Regions from separate parts of the Mus musculus genome. Here region 1 is linked to region 2. The links are chromatin loops, found by intact Hi-C in ENCODE. Cell type or tissue: heart. All regions are shown on one strand.

Region 1 (8,000 bases), 230 kb after region 2:
ACTAAAGGCAAGACCAATAACAGCACTCTCCTCAATAAAAAAAAAAAAAGCTATAATTTAAAGAAAATGAAAATCAGCGTGCTACAACTTGTCTAGCCTAAAAGGCAGCTGATACCTGTATTCTATAATTGCAATCCCAATAAACAGCAAGATGCTCCTGAGACCGAAGCACAATAAACTATACCAGAGAAGAGGGGGAAAGGCGGGGGAGCAAGTAGGAAGCCAGAGAACTGCGGATCTGAATGTCTTCCATGAAGACTCGTAAGCAATTCCTATCAGCTCAAGAGCAGCCGAGCAGCGGTGCACTGGGGAATGGACTGAGTGGAGCCGCCCTCCTCGAGGCGGGAGGACTGTTTGGGTCCACAGAACTGAAGAGGAGTTTGCGCGTAATAAAGAATTAATTGCTAATCTTCTACCTCGGCCGCCTCCACAGAGGAGATGGTATTGTGTTGCTGCCTCAAAAGTTAAATGTTTCCTCTCCCAAGTGACGGCTGCCTGCGCTCTACCTGGCAGCCTCCACCAGGCAGCCTCCACGCCAGGAGCAGTTCCAGATCCAGCTGGGAGGCAGGGCAAAGGTGGTGGGCGGAGCAAGCCTTCCAGCAGGCCTTGCCAAAGTACTACAGACAGGTCTGTAAGAGAGCCTCCAGCTGGGGCTTCCTGCCACATGTGCCTGTGCTATGCTCCAAAATGGCGGCCCCTGGCAGAAAGGAAATGTGACAGCATGGGACTGAACAGCCCACAGAGACTTCGGGCCAGCTGCCTGGCACAGGTGGCAGGCCAGATGGATGGAGGTTACCAAGAGCAGAGCCCACCACGCTTCAGGAGCAGCCACGCAGCCCAGCAAGACACAGGCATACTTGGCTGACATTGGGTCACTGGTCCCTCCAAGGGCCTCTCGTCCCACACCATCAGGCAGAGGCCATAAAGAGCCACAGGCAGATGAGGAAGAGTAGAGAAGCTACCAAGGTACAGGCTAGACTGTAGCTACTATACAGCATTGATATCCTGAATGGTGTATCCAGCAAGCAACTAAGAAACCTCAGAACCATCCGAACAAGAACTATCTTCAAACTAGTGGGCTGTGGGTTCTCTAAAAAGGCACCTGTTTCCTGCCCTAGGCTGTGTTCCCATCAACAGCATCAAACCAGCAAATACGCAACAGGTCTGGCCCCAATCCAATAGGGTGCCCTAGAACACGTACCAGGTGTACAGTCCACAAACACAGGTCACCTGGCTGCTACCAGACTACTACCTCTAATGACAAGTTACAGAATAAACATTCCTAAGTCCCACACCCCAGTTTGCATAGGCCATAGGAAGCCAGAGCCTCTGAGGATAGACAGATCCACACTAAGAGCAGGTCACAGGCCTCCTCTGGTTCACTCTAGCATCCCTCCAGTACAAGCATACTTTGGCCTATGAAATACCAGCCTGATGAGTCTACCTGAACACAACTCCACTTGGCATGAGATTCCTCACTTATAGACAGAACTGAGTGAACCAACCACAACTCTACCCAAACTGAGATCCCACACTTAAGGGAAGAACTATGTGAAAACTGTTTCCCTAATGGGGCTGTATTTCAGTTGGCAGAATGCTTGCTGAGCATGCACGAAAGTGAGACCCCATGAACTGGGCAGACATAGTGGTGGACACCTATAATCTCATCACTGGGGAGGCAGAGCAGAAAAATCAGGAGTTCAAAGTCATTCCTGGATACTTAGCAAGTTCAAGATTAGCCTAAGACACTATCTCAAAAACCAAAACCAGGGTCAGAGACATGGATCAGGGGATAGAGAGGAACCTGTGACCAAGCCTGCCTACCTGAGTTTGGTACTGGCACCCACATGGTGGAACCTACATGTAGAAAGAAATAACTGACATCCACAGACCACACTCTGGCCACCATATTGCATCATAGCACATGTGTGCATACATATCCATATACTAAATAAATAAATGGAATAAAAACATTATTTTTAAAGACAAGAACAAAATAAGGAAGAAAAAAAAAAGCAATTCAGAGGCTTTTCTGGCTCGAGAATGAGCAGAGAGATCACTGCATTTTCCAGACAAGTACCCAGGTGTGCAATCCCAGGATTTTCCTAGCACTCGTGTTAAGATGAAGAAGTGCTGTGTGTAACATTTGTCATGTGCTCCACTGGCACCATTCAACAAGTGCTCCCAACCATGATCTCTGCAAATGCCAAGCTTCAGCCAAAGCCAGACTCCCAGGACATCCTGACAGCTGTCGCTATGTCCCATTGTCAAGCTGTGTGTGTTCTGAAGACATGGAATGATGCCTGCAGCTTATGGTCTGGCACTCTGTGTCCTATGAGTGTGACATGTGTAACAGCTACAGTGACAGTGCTTCATGCTTCATTTCAGAATCCTCCACCTGCCACCACCCAGCCAGCATCTTGCCCAACCAAAGGCAGGAGGTGGCCTCCTGGAGCCTAGGGACAAGGCCAGAGTCAAGCGGAGAAGATACATGGGCAGCAGGAGCTGGGAAACTACTCTTGAAACCTGCCTCTGAGCCCATCTTCCCCACAGCAAGAGGTCTGCCTGTAAGACCTCCTTCCGCAGGCCCTGGGATGGAAGAGCACATACCAATGCAAAGCTGGGAGGCAGGACCCAGATTCTCAGGTCCTGTCCCAGCAGGCAGCCTGCTCTGGGTGAACACTGAAGAGTTTGAGCCATGGACTCAAAGCCGATGCTTATATGGGAGCTCAGAGTCCAATTCCCTCACTGAGATGCAGGCAGCAGAGCACAGTGGTTGGCTGTGTGTGGGGCAAGATGTAAATGAAGACCTAAGCTCAACCTGCCCGGATGCAAGGTAGCTCTGCATTTGGGGGTGGTCAGGGCTCTTTATTCATGTAAGAGCTCAAGTATCACAAAGGCAGGGTAGAGAATGGAAGGGCATTGCAGCCTCCTGAGTTTTAAATGAGAATTCAATTCCACTGCTGAATGCAAACCTGCTCTCTTTGCTGTAGCTCCATATAAAGACATCTGCTTGAAGGGCTCAGTGTGCCAGCTCTCTACCAAAGTCCCTGTGTGGGATGAGGGCCAGCCACCCCCAGGTCTAGGCTGCCCCTCCATCTGTTTTCTGGAAAGACATGAGCTCTATTCTGCAGGTGAGAGGCCAGATGCAAGAAAAGGGGTGCAGAGACTATAGAAGACTAATGACCTGGGTTCTCTGACACCCTACAGCGAGGGAATCCCCAAAAACAGACAACCCAGCACAGGGAGGTTATTATGAACAGAGCAACTTGAGAAAGCTTTGCAGTTTCTGACACCAGTAACAACTGCTGTGAGGAAGGACAGGGACAAAGCCCCTGACAGGTGCATGATCCTAGGTGACACATCCAGGGTCACTATCTCACACCTTATGGTCATAAGAGTGATGGCCATGTGGGAAGCCCAAGCCCCCAAACTTCCTAATTATTCTCCAGAGTCTGCATGATGCAAGCCCATGAGCCATGGTAGCTTTGGGAAAACCCTCAGTGAAAAGGAGGTTGGCACAGACCATCTCAGAAGAGGGCTCCAGTCCCTACTCTAGTCTATGCTCAGTTGGTTTCACCCTCAAGATGCCCTTCAAATTCCTATCAGAGCCGTTCCGCTTCCTAGGGCCCCAGGACTGTCACTCTGCTTAGAGTTAGAAGGACCTGGCACCCTGGGGTTCCTGACTTCAGAAGAGGACACATAGTAGGTAACAGGACTCAAGTGAAGCACCTGCTGAGACAAAATCCACCAGGGCTAGTCAGGAAAGTGCTTGCAGCACGAGAGAAGGACCCAGGCACGGTGGGATACACCTCCTAGTACCTGGAAAGCAGTCAGGAGGATCTCTGTGAGTTTGAAGCAAGCCTAGTCTACATAGTGAGTTTCAGGATAGCGGGGGATACATAGAGAGGATCTGTGTCTCAAAATAAAAAAGGGGGTGTAAGAGGCATTGGGGTACAAAGCATAGGCTTGCAATCCCAGCCCTGGAGAAGGGGAGAAAGGATCCCTGGAGCTCACTGGCCAGTCTAACCAGGACAGCAAGTTTCAGCTTGAGTGACAGACCCTGCCTTAAAAAATACAGTAGACACATACTTGAGTCATAGGACAGAGAAAAACCAAGCTGGTACCAAGGTGAAAGCTTCATTCCTAGTGAGCAGCCTTCATAGCACATGAAGGTAGGTGCCGTGCAAGCTACCAGACAGCTAAGCAACCCATAGTCTTACTGAGCTGTAAAACCTTCTGTCTACAACAACCTGCCTAGCAAGAGATGCTCCCTGGGCAACAGCAGTACAAGTGTTACAGTGTAACAAATGACCTTCTAATTGACTTAAGGCCCACCACACAGATGCAGTTATACCTTATGCTGTTAGCTAGATCAAGAATCCTGAAGGAGAATCTACTACTATCGTTCTGCTGAAGTATCTAGTATTAAATTGCCCCATAAGTACTTATCTTCATACTCATCCCTCAATCTTCATCAAAGAGACTTCTTTGTATGGTAGACAGCCATTAATACAGAAACCTGTAACTAGTTGGTGTACAAAAAATAAGAGACTGAAGCACTCAGCCTTAAACGGGACATCTGTATCAAAAGCCATCCACCAAGGTTCAGGGGTCACTGTGAAAGAGGGTCTAGAGAGTTCCTAAGAGCCAGAGGTCACAGGTACCTGCTGTGAAGCAGTATTCTCTAGACATGGCAGGGCCACTGCACCTAGGCACTCAGAGATTCTCGCTGCATGGATAAGACTTATTCAAGAGCAAGCCAGTGGAAATCCCAACATGGGCGGCAGAGGGCTTGGGGAAGGGAGCAGAATGAAAGGTACCCATGTTCCAGTAGGTGGCCCGACACCTATGCACACATTGGCAGTAAGTGGACTCTGTAGGTTGAAAGAAAGGACACTGGAAGTTGGGAGAGGATAGTGAGGGGGAGCTGGAAGGAAATGGAATATTTGGTCAAAATACATATGTGAAATTCTCTAACAATTAAAAAAAGGAAAGAAAAGAAGGTGGAGCATGATTGAGGAAGACATCTGACCTCAAGCTCTGCCCTTCACATACATGTATATAAGTATGATTATGCACACACCAAAGAAAGGAAAAGTAGAGGAAGGAAGGGAACAAAAACCAACTGTGAACCAGGGGTGCAGCCATAGCCACCTCCTGACACATCACCCCAGGTGCACATCACATCCCCAATGCTCTCAAGGCTTTGGGTTCTGCTAAATCAACTCCAAAGCAGGCACTTGAGATGAGCCCTATCTACACAACCTGGAAGAAAGGCCCAAAGGCACTGTGAGAAACAGCAGAGAGCACTGGTTGGGCCAAGCCACTCCCTGCTGTACATGTAGCTGCCTGTGTGCATGTGTGGTGTCTGCTCCAGCAAGCATTTCATCTCCACGCTCTACATCCCACTGCCTCCAGCCCTGCTCTGGCACATGACAGGCACAGGGATGACACTAGCCAACACAGAACATCTATCTCCCATCCTGTCCCATGGAAAGATGAGACCATCCACTCCAAGCAGACAGTCATCAGTACCCCAAGAAGACCCTCCTGCAACTTTATAAGTGGCAAAGAAACACAAGAGCTACTTCCCCAGCCTCACAGGTCCTGAAGCCCTGCTTCCCACTGGCAGGCACAAATGGGCCGCCCCAGGGCCTTGCCAGAGGCAACAGCCAAGCACCACAGCACACCCCTCATCACACTCGCCCCCAGTGTTTACTAAAAGCCTACTGCTCAGAAGACCAGCCCCTCCCTTAGGTACCAAATCATCAAACTTATGAGCTAGCTGACACAAAACCTTCACAATCTCCAGAACAGAAAACAGCCGGAGACTCTGTTAGGAATGAGTGAATATGTAAGGCCCCTGAGACCACTGGTAGGAAAAGCCCGCCACAAACACATAAGCCAGCAGGGTCCCTCCCTCTCCAGAACACAGGCCCCAACATAAGCAGCTGTGAGCAATAAGCCAACTGAAGCCCAGGAACAGACCACACTGCAGGTATGACTCTCCCTCTTTCACAGCTAGGCCTCAACTAAAAGCCAGCCATTAAGGACATCAAGACACCCAGCAGCTCGCTAACCTTCCAAGCACTGGAAGCTCTGGATATCCATCAACAAGACACCAGGGTCATTACAAACATTGAGCAGAGAAAGGTTAGCGGAGTGTGGGGCTGGGTTGGCCAATTTGCTCCCATCTTGGAAGTGAGTCTACCCACTCACTCTCCCCAAAGTCCCCCTAATTGGCCTGCACATCGGGGAAGCTAGTCCCCAGAACGTGTCATCTGGCTGGCCTAGAGATGCTTCAGCAAAGCCGAGGTCAGCACTTGCTGGCTTCCAACTCTGATTTGAGGTCAGCAGTTTGAAGTGGGAAGATGTCCGGCCTCCCAGGGCCCACACCACAGCACTTCTCAATGCCATTCAGCACACACACACACACACACACACACACACACACACACACTCTGACAGGTATAATGACCACCCAGAGGGATCTGAAACAAGGCCAGGTTCAGGCACAAAAGTGACAGAGTCAGATGCCAAGTAGCAGAGGCATTCAGCCACTGGCAAATTATTCCCTACACAGAACACAGGCCTGACTACAGAGGGTCCAACACTCACTCTGAGCCTGCTTAATAAGCCTCTTGCTTCCATCTGAATTGCTAAGTATAGTGTTTAAAAAGCCAAGCAGTAAAGTCGCCTGCTCTCCTCGCTCTGTTGTGACTCACTCTGCATCTCTGCTTGAACCTTCGAAAGCATACTCACCCAATTAAGCCATGGGCTCCCATTCCCTGACGGAAATGTGTAGAAATACAGCTTTTCAAAGGGCAATTTGGCATCAGCTATCAATTCTAAACACACAGTTTCTTTTGAACCAAGGAAAAAAAAGCCAAACACGCCTTTAGGAATTTATCTAAGCAATGCTAATGCTGTTTACTTAGGGGAAACAAAGTAATTGTCCCTCAGCATGGAGAAATCAGTCTGTCCATAGCATGCAGGACTGGGGAGTGACTCAAGCACTCGATCTGGTGCAGGTATAGTGCAAAGATTAGCTGACAGACACAGGACGTGGCTCAGGTGGACGAGTGTTGAGTACTTGCCTGGTGCCTTAGCTAGGTACTACTGCTGTGATAAATACCATGACCAAGACCAAGGGTTTATTGATCACAGTCCATCATCCAGGCAAGTCAGGGAAGAGGCTCAAGGCATGAACCTGGAAGTAAGAACCGAATGAAGTAGAGACCATGGAGGAATGCTGCTTATTGGATTGCTCCTCACGGCTTGCTCTGCCTGCTTTCTTATACCAACTAGGACTACCTGCCCAGGGTGGTACTGCCCCAAGTCAGCTGGGCCCCAAGACATCAATCATTAACCAAGAAAAGGCATCATAGGCCAACCTGTGGGGTTAATGAAGAAGCCTTTCTTAACTGAGATTTCCTCTTCCCAGATGACTGTAGCTGGGTCAAGCTGACATAAAACTAGCCAGCACACCCAGTGTGCCCTAAGACCTTGGTTCCACTCCCAGCACTATATAAAGTGGACCTAGAGGTGAATGCCTAAAATCTTAGTACTGAGGAAGTGGAAACAGCAAGACCAAGAGTTCAGGATCAGCTACTCAGTGAGCCGGAGGCTAGCCTGAGCTACATGAGTCTCAAAAACACAAACCAAACAAGGATGGACAGGCACAATAAAGGTGTTTCTGCATTCTCTGAGCACAGCTAGCAAATTAACCCAAGGGGCTTCTGGGAACCTCACCTTGGTGCCAGTCTTTGGAATTTGGTGACAACCTAGGATTGAGAACAGGCAGCCTAGTAGGCCAATCATTTAGGTCTGAGGTCTCAACCTGTGGGATCCAACCCGGACTCTGACAGTGTCTGAGCTGGATTGTAGGACGCCCAGCTGGCATCTACTGGAGAACTGCTTGCTGTGCAGAAAAAAAACAAACCATCTGGTGTCAGGGTGCGGGGCCGAGCAGGCGCCTGGGAGCAAAGAGGGAAGGG
Region 2 (8,000 bases):
TCTAACCATATAGGTAGGTCCTTTAAACATGAAAAACAGTATTTGAAATAAAAATGCTACTGAGTGAGATTAATAGCAGATCAGCCCCTCCAGAGGGAAAGGTCAACACCAACAAAGCTCATATCAGAGACATGGAGAGTGAAGTATGAGGACAGGTGGGAAAGAATGCTGACTCAGCAGCACTATGCTGAAGCCGAGCAGCCAAAGCTGCCTAGAGCTAAAGCCGGTGCTGCAGGAGTTAAGAGGGGTGTGAAGAATACTTGAATTCCCCCAGTTTCTTCTCATTATTTTTTGGTACTGCTGAAATGGATCCCAGGGCTGCACACATGCTAGGTGAACCCCTTATCATTGAGCTGGGTCCCCAACTCCTTGCTATTAGACTCTACAGAGGTGCTGTCCTACTGAGTCACATCCCCAGCCCCTCTCTAGAGAATTTTAGGCAAATGTCTACCACTGTATCACACACACGCCACTTACTTTTTAAAATGACGTTACTGACTTGTTTACTGGGCTGGCACAAGCTCCATGGTGTACATGTGGAGGTCAAATCTCTTCATCATGTGGATCCAGGGGATAGAATCTGGTCATCAGGCTTGGAGGCAAACATCTCTATCTCTGAGCTATCTCCCCAGCCTCTTACTTTTTATTTTGAAACAAAGACTTACTAAGTTCCCCAGGCTGGCACTGAACTCACTCTGGAGTTGAAGATGGCCTCCAACCTTATATCCCTCTGACTCAGCTTCCCATGTAGCCATGATTACAGGCCTGTGCCACCACACTTGGCTTAAAAATCTTCAAAATTTGCTCAATTATAAATGCACAAACTCAAGGAGCTAGACTAACAATAAACAAGATAAACACAAAAGAAACCATAAAGCCAGCTGCAGGAAGAGCCAGAATCTGTGCAAGGACTGGGGTAAGGTTCTGTGAGCAGATTTCTCATCAGAACCCATGAGTCAGAAAATGAGAGAAAAAAAAAAAAGTCAAGAAGCTAAAAGAAAACAAGACCGTCAATCGGTTCTCAGATCCAGTGTGAGTGAAGATGAAATAAAGGCACTGTGGACAAAGGGAGGGGATGGGCTGCTAGCAGACCCACCTACGAGCAACAGTTAGGAGGGTCTTCCTGCATAACAGCAAAGATCAGCCCAGGGAGGTGCGGGACTGTCAGCATGTGTGCACACTTGAAAGGTGTTTGTGAAGCATTTAAATGCAGAAGATTAAAAAACGAAGAAGAAAAGAGAGATTCAAAAGATAATGGGTTCTCCAAAGCACACTAATAATATGGAGGCATGACAGAAGTTACACATAAGTGAGAAGACTCAGTAGGCTGCTGCTTTCTATCTGCTAAGTGCTGCGATGCTATTTATAGGGACCCAGGCTGGTAATTTGCATACTGCAAGTCCAGAGCAGGCTCTGCAAACCATTAGCACAGGGCTACTTCTGGACCACAGGCCACCTCTTTACAAAGTTCTAACAGGGTCTGAGGAGATAGCTTACTGCTCTCCAGAGGACCAGAGTTTAGTTCCCGGCACCTAAGTGAGGCCTCACAAGGCCTGTAACTCCAGCTCTGGGGCTGGGGGCTGGCAACCTCTTTTGTCACAGACTTCCAAGCTCCCTCATGTGTGCATATGCATGTGGTGGCCAGAGGAAATCTCAGATGTCTTTCCTTAGGAGCCATCCATTTTGTTTCTTGAGAGCAGCTCTCTTCCTGGGACCTGGGGCTCTGATTAGGCAAGGCTGGCTAGTGAACCCCAGCGATCTCTTTGTCTCTGCCTCCTTGCTGTTGGTAATAAAACCATGTGCAATAAAACATAGGTTCTAAGAACTGAACTTGGGCCCTCAGGTTTGACTGGGTTATCTTTTCCCTAGCTCCCTGTCCATTTTTAAATGAAACAAGGTCTTTCTCTAAGGCTGGTCTGGAACTATGCGGCTCAGACTAGACCTGAGTTTGCAGCAATTCTCCTGCCTCAGTCTCTACAGGGCATTTATGTATACAGAGACGATGGCCGCACTAGGAAAGAGGCAATCTGAGCATAGGCTAACCCAAGATCTTTGGACAGCCCCATCTCATCACCAATGATGTTCTTTAAAAGCTTTGGAATGGATCCCCAAGGTTTTGGGAAATGAACCCATACCCAGGGGGTGGGGCTCACCCCAGGTGCCTTGATTCAGTTCTAAGGATGCACAGCCTCCTTGACTAGAGGGCCTTTGCACAAACTGCTGCTACCAAAACCAGTTTGTTCCTCTCTACTGTGCTACATCTTGGGTCATGGCTGTTGACCTTGGAGGAAGACGGCTGTTTTGGGTGGGTATGCTATGGGGCTTAGCACTCACTGCACCATGAACTCATCCTTTGCCCACCTGTACAATTTCAGCCAAGCTCACTGGCCTTCCTGTCCTGTGCTGCTGGCAGAGGACTAACTAGCTCCAGACAGGTCTGTTCCTCAAACAGACCTAGTGATTGCTGTTGCAGAACTGTTCTTGAACCTAGCCCCACCCTAAGAGTGGATGTGTCTGCTGCTGGGGTCTCAGGGCACTCTGCCTCCTGCACCACTGAGATCTCAGAGCCTGGTAGGCAATGCCAACTCAACTGAAGGAATGAGGCAGGTTTTGAAGTCAGCGTGCGTTCTTAACAACTCCATTTGAAATTCAGGGGACCCAAAAAGGCAAATTCAAATTAAAGTGTCTATCTAGATCTCATTGTTATCTTGGCAGACAGGAAGCCTCCAGAAGCCGGCCTCTGCCAACAGGAGCCTGTGAATGGGCCTGATTGCCTGTCAGGGGGGAAAGAGGGAGGGCGAGAGCGGTGGACTGCCTTCTCTACCCAATGCTCTGTCTCTCCCAGGGCCTGTTGGACAGCTGCCTGTCACCCACTTTTGGCTGAACTGCCCCCGCACAGGGACCAGAGGGCCCTTCTTCTTGCTTACACAGAAGGTCAGGTCGCATGTGGCACAGAGTGGAGCAGTGAGGAAGCTGAGTTACCACAGAGACATCGGTACAAAGCTGCAAGCCCTGAGAAAGAATAAACCTTCCATGGCAGCCTCTCTTCAGACAGTGTTCCTTCTAGCAGTGGCGTCTTTAGGGGGCCAGGGGTGGGAGCAGTAGCCAACATGGTGCTTGGTACCTGGGATAGCATTCAACTGGCCAGGACCTCACCTTTGATTCCAGCTTCAGCACCAAGGGAGGGACAGCTCCCAAAGCAGTGGCTGCAAATCCCAGCTCCTAAAGTGGGCACAGGCAAACCCAGAGCAGTACAAGTAGGGTGTGGCACACAGCTACATCCAGAGGTCTGCTTCATCCTGCACTCCTTTCCCTGCTCTTCCAAATCTCCCTTTCTGGGCTCCACGGTGGCCTACAGCAGTGGCCTGTGCCCTGTGCATTGTGACCCCTTGGGAGTCAAATGACCCATTCACAGGGGTCACCTAAGACCTTTGGAAAACACAGATACTTATATTATGATTCATAACAGTAGCAAAATTACAGTTATGAAGTAGCAATAAAAATAATTTTATAGCGGGGGGTCGGGGGAATGTTACCACAACACAAGGAACTGTATTAAAGGGTCTCAGCATTAGGAAGGTTGGGAACCACTGGCCTACAGCTGTGAGTGATCAGACAGTCACTCCACCCCCATTGTTTCCATGATCCTATGAATGCAAAGAGGGTAGGAGGAGGGTAGAGAGATAGAAGTCTGATGTGCACGGAGGGCAGCTTCTGGGTGAGCAAGGAGACCCTCTCTAGAGTGGAACCCCATCAGTGTCAGAGTCCACTGTGTCCCAGCTGCTGCCAGCAATGCCCAAGGCTCTATCTCCTTATCCCACCAGACAGAAAACATACCCTTCCCATCTTTGGGTTTCACTTCCCCATTGGCCCACCCTGTTCCTAACTCTGCTCTAATCCTGGCCACTTATGATGTTCTTTTAGATCTGGTGACATTTGAGAAAGCTCTATGGTGACCTGGCAGAAGCAGGAATGCTTGGCTAGAATGTGACCCTGGAGTGTCCGGGACACAGGCACTGCTGTGAGAAATCTGCCAAGCTGGGTGCATGCTGGCAGGCTGGCTGGGTGGATAGCACTGCTCTGCCACCATTGCCACTTCCACAGCAGCACTAATAACAGCCAGTAGCTAAAGAAGGCCATGTGTTCCCGGCTTTTGCTCTTTAGGCTGTTGGCTGTTCTACTAGGGACAGCCCCAGGATGAAATCTCGGTGTCCCTTATTGAGCCCAGGATTCCTCACTCAGCCTCTTGCTCTGTTGCTTAGGAAGGCGCTGTGAGACAGAACAGCTGGGGCTGGGGTGAGCCACAGCCAGCAGAGGAGGTGGAGAAGGTGGGCTATAGTGGGTGCCACAGTGGGAGTCACGGCAGCAGACAAAGGTTTGATCATGGTGGGAGCCAGGAAGACAGAGGGAGGGGGCAGACCATAGTGGGAGCCACAGCAACATAGAGGATAAGGACTTGGCTGTGGTAGCCTGAGTCAGAGGTAGGACCTTCAAGCTGCCCCCGGTAGTAGTGATCTTTCCTTTGTGCATGACACTAAGGGCCTCTAACAAACTCTCAAGAGGTCCTGTGGGTGCCCATAACCTGGGCCTAATCTCTGCCCACACCAGGAAGTTGAGGGTGGTTGCTTTGTCCCTTTCTCAGGCTCTTTGTTCTTTGAGTACCTTCCACAGCTTTTGTCCCTGCTATGCTATGGAGGAAGATGGACAGGGCACTTGGCCCATCCAGTGCACACCCACTGTGTGAGCACCAGGTGGAGGCTGGGTGAGTGTAAGCTGCAGGAGGCTGAGGGATACATATGGGCTAATCCATGAAGTGGGGCTGTGGGTGGGCCTGACAATGTGCTGCCCTGGGATGGATGGACCGCTTCCTGACTCCTGAGTAGTACAAAGGACACATGTCGATCACTACCTGGTTTCCCCTACTTTGTTCTTATCACTTGTCCCGTGGCCTGACCATTGATGACAAGGAGCTGAAGGCAGGGCTACCTGCCAGCGTAGACATGCTATCCCTAGGTATATAATAGCAGAGCCATGGCCACACAGGGCCCCAGGCCAAGGCAGTGCTCTCTGAGAACTGGAGCTGCTCCCCATCGCTGTCTGTCCTGTAGCACCTTACCCCAGTGGACTTGGAACACCTCACAGGCTAAGCTTCCTGTAGGGCATTGGGGGGTGACTTAGGGCCAAGACAACAAGACTTTCAGAGCTTCTTCTATGAGCAACTGTACCTCCCTGGGAACCTGGGGCGTCATGCCTGATCTGTGTGGGATGGATGGAGGAAGCATAGCAGGCAGGCAAATTTGCTCTGTGTGTTTACAAGGCTGCTTCAAAAGGCAGAGGCAAGGCAGCTATGAAGGTCACATCTACACTACAGTGGAAATGTGAAAGCTTCATCAGGGAGCGATAAACCCTGAGCAAATCTCAGCCCATGCCCATATACCACCCTGGCTGGATGCAGGCCTTTGCCTGGCTAGCCTACACCTCTTTGGCAGGAGCCATGGCCACAGACACCCAGCCTGCTCTCATCATGGAACAGTGAGCACAGGGCTGGTAAGAATGGTATCCAGTCAAGGAACCTGCAGCCCCATATAGAGAGGCACTAAGGGGCTGCACCACATGGAACCAGGCACATACACTGTTCCAAGGCCTTGGAGGGCAGCAGCTGGTGAGCAAAGTGTGATGGGAAAGTGTGTTATAAAGTAACTCAGCCTCTAGCCCAGTTACTGCCTGGCACACAACACCCAGCAACTTTGCTACCGAAGTATTTACCACTGATAAGCATAGCTGTGGGAGGCTGGAGAACAATCAAAGCTTGTAAACTGAGGGTCTCTTCCTACTTCCAGCCCAGCATCACCCTGTGTTAGTGTCTGAATGTGAAATGCTCCCCACAAGTTTGTTTGTTTGAACACCTGGTCCCCAGCTGGTGGCACTCTCTTGGGAGGTTATAGAACATTTAAGGCATGGGGTGGTTGTAGGCTACTACCACTGAGCCACACCCCAGTCCCTCACTGGGGCGATCTAAGCAGGGGCTCTACCACTGAGCCACAACCCAGTCCCTCACTGGGGGATTCTAGGCAAGTGCTCTACTTCTGACCCATACCTTGAAGGCTATACCTAATTCTCATTCCATCCTGAGCTCTCTGCTTCCCTGACCCACCAAGATGTGGGGAGAAGCCATCTCACACTCTTAGCACTATGGGTAGAACCTCCCCAGCACAATGATAAACTCTACCATGATAAACTGTATCACTTGAAGCTGTGAGCCCAACTAAATCCTTCCTGCCTTAAGCTGCTTCTGTTAGGTATTCTGTGCAGCAATGAGAAAAATTAACTAACACAGCCCATATACACTTCATTGAGGAAGATGTGGGGTTGTCAATAACTACTGGGCACTGGTGCTCATCAGCCACTCTCCAAACACTGACACTGAGCATATAGCACCCAGCTTTGAAGCACATGCTCAGCTGCATGAGTTCCCACTGGAACCCACGTCATCTCCACCACTTTCTGACCCTGCTCTTCTGACTTCTGAGAAGCAGGTGCCATATGGGAAGCACCAGTGGACCAGACAGAGGCCAAGTGTATGTGTACATGAGTGTGTGTATGTGTGACAGGAACCAAAGCAGGAGATGAGAGTAGCCCCAGGGCCATTTCTGCTCCGCAGAGAGGCCCCAACTCAGCTCCATGCGTAGATGTCAGAGACTGGCAGACTATGGCCTCTGCATCAACAGAACTGCGAGAGACTGTATATTATCAAGCTGCCAGTGCATTAAAGCTCTGTGTAGAGGAGCCCATTCATAATGAATCAAAACTGGACATAGAAGACATCCTTCAGTAGGTGACTGGACATAGCACTTGTGGTATACACCAACACCAGCAATAGAAAGAAATGAATAGGCAAGGTGTAAACCTAGTACTGAGAAGGGAGGGGAGAAGATGGCAAGCTGGAGGCCAGCCTGAGCCACAGAGCGACATTCTATCTCAAAAAACTCTAAAGGCTGGACTTGAAACTCAGTGGTTTCACTGAGTACCTGCCCAGAAACCCCTAGTGAGGGGCTTCGAGATGTAGGTCAAGGTTAGAGCATTTGGCTTGATGTGAACAAAGCCCTGGGTTGTATCTCTATCTCTGCAAAAATAAAAACAGCCCAGAAAGGACCCAGAGGAGTCTCAAGTGTGAGAATCCAGTACACAGAGGGTCCTGCCTTTGGGACATTCCAAGAATGGCAGCACTATGGGTAGGAGATCTGTAGGAGCTGGAGATGACAGATACTCAGAAGACTTCAGAGACAGCAGCTACTCTCTGGGACACCAGAGTGGTGGCACAGATTTTAATGCATTTTCACAAACAGAACATTCAATGAGCACAGACTTCACAATTCCCAGCAACTAGACAGATTGGGTTTAGAGACTACAGCCACCAGGCCATACATAGACAAGATTGGATAGCAGTATAAAAAACTGTGGCACAGGCTAGGACACAGGGGAAGCTTATTTTACTGTCAACTTCTCTATAAACCTAATGCTATTCTACAAATAAATGTATTAGTTTTCAAGAAGCCCCAAGAATACTTGGCATACTGTAGACACTCTATAAAATTCGGAGCTTGGTGCCATAAATAAAGTTTTATTGAAACATAGCCACTGTGTTGTTATGCCAGTCCACAGCAGCTGAGCTGAGCTCCTGGAGACTGGGCTGTAGACATAGGGGTGGGCACCCATGAGTCCATGAATCACGTGTGTATTAACTGGGCTTTGGCAGATACATGATCCCTTCCTCCAAGAAGCATGCTTAGGAAACAGAAGGAAAAAGACTCCAAGTTCTTTTCCTTGCACAGCTATCCTGTGGATGGAGAAACTGACCCAGGCTCTCCTGAGCCCACCCAGCAGGAGTCATATGCTGCATGGCTGAAGGGCCCTGGGTATGGGTCTCTGGGACATTTGCATTTCCCGTGCATACACCTGCAGTCTTTGGCAGCCCGGCACTGTGGGTACAGGTGTGTGGA

What was found. Peaks named below come from ENCODE experiments on the same cell type or tissue, not always from the same donor. Only the 100,000 strongest peaks of a DNase experiment are listed, where the experiment ranks them.
Region 1: it touches region 2 in a loop (2.1-fold over the local background); 5 of 42 quality-filtered maps call a loop at or near these places.

The regions. Positions count from the first base shown.
Region 1 is chr5:140,281,941-140,289,940 of GRCm38, forward strand. The region is part of intron 9 of Mad1l1 (MAD1 mitotic arrest deficient 1-like 1); the gene reads right to left. Among named protein-coding and RNA genes, the nearest start is that of Mad1l1, 36 kb to the right of the region's middle. In heart, no CTCF peak of the experiment used is centred here; no DNase peak of the experiment used is centred here.
Region 2 is chr5:140,052,450-140,060,449 of GRCm38, forward strand. All of the region lies in intron 17 of Mad1l1 (MAD1 mitotic arrest deficient 1-like 1), which reads right to left. Among named protein-coding and RNA genes, the nearest start is that of Gm30492, 39 kb to the right of the region's middle. In heart, no CTCF peak of the experiment used is centred here; a DNase peak (open chromatin) is centred at 4,042.